Regions from separate parts of the Homo sapiens genome. Here regions 1 and 2 are each linked to region 3. A link is a loop called in an ENCODE intact Hi-C map of the cell type or tissue named here. Cell type or tissue: IMR-90. All regions are shown on one strand.

Region 1 (2,500 bases), 800 kb after region 3:
TAAAAACATTAAAACATTAGAAAAAGCAAAAGTTAAAACTTGTTCTCCAGCTCTGAATACTTGTGAAGAAGATTATAATGAACAATCCCTTATCTTTCAGAAAAAAAAAGAAAAAAGTCTGATTTCTTTCTTTGCTTTGAAGCTTCTGATTATTTCTGGCTGTTTGCCTCACATTTTGATCTTTGGATAAAGATGCTGTCCCCAGGGCTCCTTTCCTTCTGAGGTCAACTAAGAAAATCTTTCTGAAGGCTTTTACTGGGATTTTATATTTAACACCTGGCTGCTGAAAAATTTCAGGAAATTCAGTTGCAAAGCTCTAGGATCCTCCGCAGGAAAATGTTTTAGATATGCAATGGAGTGGTGCTGGGGGCAAAAAATGGCAGCAGTGGCAAGGACTCAGGGCAGGCCCTGTCCCTTGGCTCCCTCCTGGCCTGTAGCAACACAGTGTTTGCAAGCTCAACCTCCCCTACACACAGACAGTTCAGTGGGCTGGTTCATGGGAGGTCACTAGGAGGTACTTTGGGACAGGAACAGACTTTTCGTTGGAACTGAGTTGAGACCATTCCCTTCTTTTCCGTTATAAATTTTGTCAATTTTGATTATATATTATAGGTCAGAGGACATCATTCTTTTCAAGTCAAAATTTAGCTTCTGTGAAATTTTGATTGTAAAAGAGTTTTTCTCCTTTTCTTTTCAAATAGTATTATTTTTAAATGGTTGTTTATTTTAGATTGAATTAAATCAAGCCTAGCAGAAAATGATTTTTATGTCTGCTCTTATTTTAATGTGGTTGCTCAAATACCTTTAAAGCAATTTATATAGTAATCTTCCAAAAGTTTCTTTTCCTGTTTGTTTTTACTTATAAAAAATAGTATGTGTGTGTCAATGTTTTATATTAATTTTACATTTTTTGCAATCCTTTGAAAAAATCATTTTCCTCCAATCAATCCTTTACAGCTGAAAAATGTATGCACAATTAGATATGAAATACATGACTGCCCTCTCTTGTCCACCTCAAAGTAAAACAGTTTTAGTAATCAAATATTTTCTTTCTGTAGTGGTAGGATATTAAATTAGCCATATTTAATAATATAAGCTAAATTATTTGTCTTCTCTTTTTGATAATATGATGTGTAAATACATGATATATTTCATTAAGAAGACAAGAACTTATTGGAAGAAAATAATTTTAAAGTGAGTACAATTTCCTTCATAGTCTTTGTAATACAACACTGTTACAAGCTTCAATTGTGGGGAGGGGCAGATCTCAGGGGGTACATTGAGTTCAAGTAAGCCTGGCTTTTAAAATAAGTTTCATTTTCCTTTTGAAAAGGTAACTGAAATGATTGCACTGGAAGGAAGTTCTATGTTCCCAGAGTTAAATCTGTCCACAGTAATATTCTGATTTTCATTGTTCTTGCACAAATTGAGAAAAAGCAACACAAACATGCCTGTTTGTTGGAGCCAGTAATTTCTCATATTGCTGCTCTATAATGGAGATGCACAAAAGAGCATACTATGGTATTATTAATTAATTTTCCATTTCTATAACACTAGCTATCTTCCTCCAGAGGTTATTGAATCAGACAAAATGTACATAAGTCTTTGTGCTTGATATGAAAGGCCAACTATGGGTGGAAATTTCAGGATAAAAAGATCTTAGATCAGAAGAAACTAAATGAACAGGGCTAACATTCATCCCATATTCATGAGGATAATGACGAATGCCCTGCCATGATTTTAGGAATCATATGCCACTTCAATTGCATTTCTTTGAGAGTTCCAAGTAAGAAAGCATTAGGCCCTGTGAAGATGCTTCCTAGAATCTCCAGTGAGGCAGTTTCCACCATAAATCCTTCACATCCTATGAAAAATGTTTCCTTAAAGCATGAAGGAAAGTTATATTTATTAGAAGGATTTTACAAAAGAGCAGCTACAGGTTTAAATCTAAGAATACACATGCCCCCTGTGCTCCCATCCCCCACCCCACCAGTGTTTCATATTCTTGTCAAATGTGCTGGTTGCCAAATGAGAAATCTTAGTGTTACTACCACTGCACATGTGGTGATGACTTGCACCAAGTCATAGAAGTACTACTAAGGATCCAGTCTGTCCACACAGGACAGAGAGAGTCCCTCAGTGGTTGGCTGTGGCTGTTTGCAGTCTAGAGCCACATGTTCAAAGATGGCCTAATGTTCTGAGATATGCTGTTAGTAATGTTATTTGAATGCTTTCAATATTATATTTCAATATTATATTTCACAGGTTAAGTGTTAACTAGATTATCTGTTACTAGAGGTGCCACTCATCTGCTATTGTGCTTTTATCAGGAAAATTCATAGAGTAGCTAGCATCCTCTTCACAACCACCCTGTCAGGTAGAAAATATTACCATCTTCATTTTACACAGAGTGGTTAAGTAATTTCACCAGTATTACATGGCTAAATGCACTAGTTGAGGTTATAATTTGAACTCAGGCTGTCCAGCTCCAGACACTGCC
Region 2 (2,500 bases), 86 kb after region 3:
CTAAAGAAAGTAAATTAACATATAAATCATCCTTGAGATCTGCCTAGAATTTGCTAATATATATAGCCTCATTTTCACTATGCTTTGAAAAATAGGGAACACTTTTTGCATTATTTTATTTTACATATGTATTTTTTGAGATGGGGTCTGGCTCTATTGCCCAGGCTGGAGCACAGTGGCCTGATCTCAGCTCACTGCAGCCTCTGCCTTTCAGGCTTAAGTCATCCTCCCACCTCAGCCTCCCAAGTAGCTGGGACCACAGGTGCATGCCACCACACCTGGCTAATTTTTGTATTTTCTTGTAGAGACTGGGTTTTACCATGTTGCCTAGGCTAGTCTCAAACTCCTGAGCTCAAGTGACCCTCCCACTTGGCTTCCCAAAGTATTGGGAGTATGGGCGTGAGCCACCATGCCCAGCCCGCATTATTTTAAATAACAAAAATCTCATGGTGTAAATACTAACTGAGCAACATGAGAAAGCACATAGGGTAAGGTGGCAAATACGCTTGATGAATAAAATGAAATGACTGTAAGCAGTATTTTCAAAAAGTTCATCTCAGATCAGCAAGGCAATTTTATTCTATTATGTACATCTTAAAAACTATCATAATTCAGAAGAAATATATCTTTTAATTGAATTTGTTTTTATAGATTTAGGGGGTACAGGTGCAGATTTCTTACAGGCATATATTGCATGATGGCGAAGTCTAGTCTTTTAGTGTAGCCATCACCTGAACAGTGAACATTGTACTCAATAGGTAATTTCTCATTCTTCAACCCTCTTCTACCCTCCCATCTTTTGTAGTCCCTGGTGTCTACTGAAATATGTTTTTTGATAGAAAAATGATAAGCAGAAACAAAAAAAAATCCATAATCCATAGTCCCATCTCTCAGAGAGCAACACTGACATACCAATACACAGTGAAGGCATACTATTTTCCATAAAAGAATGATCACACCATACATACTAGTCTATAATCTGCCTTTTCCACTTAAATATGTCCTGAATATCCTTTCATACTACTTTATCTCTACATCTTTATTTTTTGACAGCTGCATAATTTTTCACTTAATGGATATACCATCATTTTTCCCTAGCTGTTACATCCTGAAACAAGCTCTCTGATGGCATCTTAAAATGTAAAGTTAAAACAGGTATTAAAATAACTCAGTAATTAATTTAGCAATGGACCTTTAAAGTATATATGGAATCATTTTACATTTAAAAACAAAATTCGATAATGTGACATTAAAGTACATAATGCCCGTAGAGTTGCAATTTTTATGATGCAGAGCTCAAGCCTAAATTCATTCAGAACAGACATGACTGCTTTTAAGTAATGCATTTCTTTTAAGAGGAAATGTCATTTCAAGTTTGTTGAAGACTGCCATCTAGTGCCTCCTTTCTTCCTGTTGGATGTGGGAAGATTTCTGTGAGCAAGTCGGTTTAAGCATATTCTATATTTAACTATCTGGACTCATTAACTCAGGTTTTTATATACCAGTAATCTTTTTCAGCTTGTATGTCATTCTTATGGTGCCAGCTGTGGCGATAAGGAAATCGATTGTACTGTTTCAGCTGTCTTAGAGAAAAAGTGAGGCACAGACTTAAAGAAGTAGTCATTTATCTTCCTTTGCTGACCTATGCAATTAAACATGACCCTCAAAACAAGACCAATTAACTCCTTTGTGGTGACATAATCTCTGGAACAGATGCATCAATAATGGCAACATATCACTTCACCAGTCTTCATGTTTAAGATGAGCATTGTGGCATTGGGAAATTCTGCTCGGGATGGTAAAGCTGAAAGATTGTGTCATCAGCTAAACAGCACAGACTCTGAAATGAAAGATCTGCAGAGGACACCTGCTATTGACTAGATAGTCACTAAGTGACCCCCGGCACTTCTTTGTGAATCAATTCGAAATCAATGTCCCAGCGTGATGTTAGGTGGCACTGTGCTAATGGACAAGTAAACTTTCAAGAAAAGCAAGGCAAAGCCTTATAGGCTCATTAGCCAATCTGAATTGGAATAGTGCATGACACCTGAGCGGTTATGACCGCCTACCTGAATTACCCTAGATGTTTCAATTAGATATAGCTCCCTTCCTTGAGTCAAAAATTATTTAAGTTTCACTGTGCACTGTTAAACAATTGTCATACTCCATGCTTAAGTAACTACCTTCCAAATGGAGTATGAAGTAATTTTGTGATAAAATTCACAGGAGTCCTGAAGTATGAAAGCAGCTGAACTGGTTTTAGATAAAATTCCATCTGGCAGCTCAACTGATCAAGGCATTTGTTTGATTTCAACAGCTCACAGAATTATGATTAGGCAATTTTGAATGGCACCCATATTTCTCTTTCTAGAAAACACCTAGTTTATTCATAAGTAAAAAAAATCCTTTAGGAAAGTTCTTTCATATCCACTTCAGTGGATTTCCAAATTCAAATGTGCCTCTTAAAAGTAAAAATTCCTGGGCTGGGCACAGTGGGCTC
Region 3 (2,500 bases):
ATCGAGATGTGAATTTTCCAGTAAAAGAGACACTAAACTGTCATTTCTTTAAAGGTTTCACACACTCAAGGGGCATTCAGTGCTTACTGTCTACTAAAGACAAAGTCACTGCCAACAAAGCCCAATTCAATTTCACTTATTTGAAAAATAAAAACATAATGAAGTTATCAGGAGATATTGTTTATGAAACATTCCTTTACTAAGTTTTCCATACGAGCAATTAGTGGCATTAGGCCATATGCCCTTTAGTATTTTCTGTATTTTCCAGGTAAACCTCCGTCCAGCATTTTCGAGGTAAACCTCCATCCAGCTTGTACATTTCCCAACAGCTGAGTGGGCTATCACACATCACCCAATGGTCAAGAAACTATCCATTTTTCCAAGAGGAAATGTGGAACTCTTTCAAAGCATTCTAATTTCATGCACAAGTACATTCCATGACAGTAAGAAACAAAAGGAGGAAACATGACGACAAAGCCTGGTCCTCCGCCAGCGCGGCGCTTCTAGGGTCAGATTATCCGCACACGAGTATGTAAAGACAAAATCCAAAATGCATGCCATGGAATGAGGGGCACCACACAAGGCGGTGCTCTAATGAGCCCATTATTTTCCATAATGGGGGATGCAGATATTTTCTCAAAATCGTGTTCTCCTCAGTCTTCTATTGATTTTTTGGATTTCTATTTTCAACAGTGGCCCGAGGAAACGGCAGCCAGACTTGACTCCAATGTACACACAGACTCAGGTTTCGCCCCGTCACCTGTTGGCTCCTGAACAACACTCCTCTTTGTGAAACTTACAGCACCCATTTGAAACAAGTTTCCAGAGAAAACACTTCAAGAAAGTGTTTGAGAAGTCACAAGACTCGAGTTGTAAAAACAAATTCCACACATAGCCTGGCTTATAAGGACACAGACTAACGGGAAAGGCCGAGCTTTTAAAAATGGGGCTGGAGGAAGCGAGAAGGAAAGGATGTCACCGTACTTTGGGAAAACTCAGCCGGCCAATTCTTGATGGGGCTGCCAGTGATGGCTGCAGGGGGTCCCCTGGGTCGTCCCCATCCCCGCCGCCGCAGCAGCAGAGACGCCTCAGAGCGGGCGTCGGCGCCCCCTGGGCCCCGCAAACTCTGCGCTCCAGGCGGCGGCCGCTGCTTAGGCCGCGAGGGGGCGCCCTGGGCCGTGGGTCGACCGGCTCCAGCCCCTCTCTGCGTCCCCGGCCCCAGGAGCCAGAGGCCGAGCTCAGGACGCAGAGGCAGCGAGCGAACCCCTCCTCGGCGCCGACGCGAAGCCCCGAGAGAACAGTGCCCCTTGTCCTCCAGCATAGAACAGTCGCCTTCGAATTCCCCGTTACCCTCCTCCAGCAGAAAGCCTCGCGCCGCTCTTGGCGCCGTGTCACCTCCACGGAGCAGCACTCGCCCTGCGGCTGGACGGTGGGGCCGAGCAGCCACGGGTCCCCACGTCTGTCCCTCAGCTTCCAACGAGAAGCCCCTCGCCGGCGCGCACCCTGCAGCCCTCCCGCGTTCAGTCCCCGCCGCCGGCTGCCATCCAGCCCTGGGACCCAGACAGCGGCTCCCACCTGCGGCCCGGACAGCGGCCGAGCGCGGCCTGCAGCCCCTCGCGGCGCCGGCCCCTGAGCCCTCGGCGCGCACTAGCCGCCCGCCCGCTCTGCGTCTGAAGGAGGCTGGCGGCCCGGAGCGGGAGCGGAGGACTCCCGAAGGAACAGAGGGCTGGGTGCCCTACGAGTCACCCGCACCCACTCATTTCCGGAGGAGACCCCAGCAGGGTGGGGCAGCAAGCACCGGGTCCCCACTACATTGCAGCGGACCGCGCCCCCGGGTCGCGTCCCGGTGCTGGCCCCGCCTGGCGGGCGAGGGGTCGCCCCCGCCCCGCCGTGACGCACTTTCCCCCCCGGCCGGTCCCCGCCGAGCTCCCTGGCGGCGCAGCGCGGCGATCCTCACCCGCTGCAGCCCCTCAGCAGCCGTGAGGCATCCCACAAAAGGTCCTCCAGCTCCGCAGAGACCCTCGGTCCCTGCCGGCGTGACGGACTCTGCTCCCCCGGGTTGGAGTCACCTCGTCCAGGCCACTGCATCCCCCAAGCCCCAGCTCCGCGTCCTTCCAGGATCCTCCTCTGCGGGGAGAAAAACTCGTCTCCGCTCAGCGCCGGGAGCCCGCCTGGGGCCGGCGATCTTCAAAAGTAATCAGAGCCCGCAGTAAAAAAAAAAAAAAAAAAAAAAAAAAAAAAAAAAAAAGTAACCATTTCGTTTCCTGCCGATCCCGCCCTTCGATCCCAGCCGGACCCAGCTCCCCGCTCCCGCCCGCGGGCGGCGCCTGCCCAGCCTGCTCCCGCCGCCGCCCGCTTTCCAGGAACTGTCACTGCTGACCGTGCCCCTGGCCGATCTCCACGAGGTCCCGCGCGCACAATTCCTCGAAAAGTTACCCACCCCCTTGGCCAGCCTAGCGGCTCGAGCACCTACCGCCGCCCGCCCGCTCCATTCTCCCGA

The links. Peaks named below come from ENCODE experiments on the same cell type or tissue, not always from the same donor. Only the 100,000 strongest peaks of a DNase experiment are listed, where the experiment ranks them.
Region 1: a loop joins it to region 3, with 10 times the contacts of the local background. A loop is called at or near these places in 42 of 110 quality-filtered maps.
Region 2: it touches region 3 in a loop (8-fold over the local background); 82 of 110 quality-filtered maps call a loop at or near these places.

The regions. Positions count from the first base shown.
Region 1 is chr12:43,281,325-43,283,824 of GRCh38, forward strand. No RefSeq gene overlaps it. Among named protein-coding and RNA genes, the nearest start is that of LINC02461, 130 kb to the left of the region's middle. In IMR-90, a CTCF peak has its summit at 991 (motif pointing left); a DNase peak (open chromatin) is centred at 977.
Region 2 is chr12:42,568,056-42,570,555 of GRCh38, forward strand. The region is part of intron 1 of PRICKLE1 (prickle planar cell polarity protein 1); the gene reads right to left. Among named protein-coding and RNA genes, the nearest start is that of PRICKLE1, 20 kb to the right of the region's middle. In IMR-90, a CTCF peak has its summit at 1,392 (motif pointing left); a DNase peak (open chromatin) is centred at 1,396.
Region 3 is chr12:42,481,801-42,484,300 of GRCh38, forward strand. All of the region lies in intron 1 of PRICKLE1 (prickle planar cell polarity protein 1), which reads right to left. Among named protein-coding and RNA genes, the nearest start is that of PRICKLE1, 110 kb to the right of the region's middle. RefSeq lists enhancers at 1-88, 1,303-1,422, 2,139-2,500 and silencers at 1,113-1,182, 1,573-1,622, 1,693-1,952. In IMR-90, a CTCF peak has its summit at 1,161 (motif pointing right); a DNase peak (open chromatin) is centred at 1,211; H3K4me3 peaks cover 2,500 bases; H3K27ac peaks cover 2,132 bases.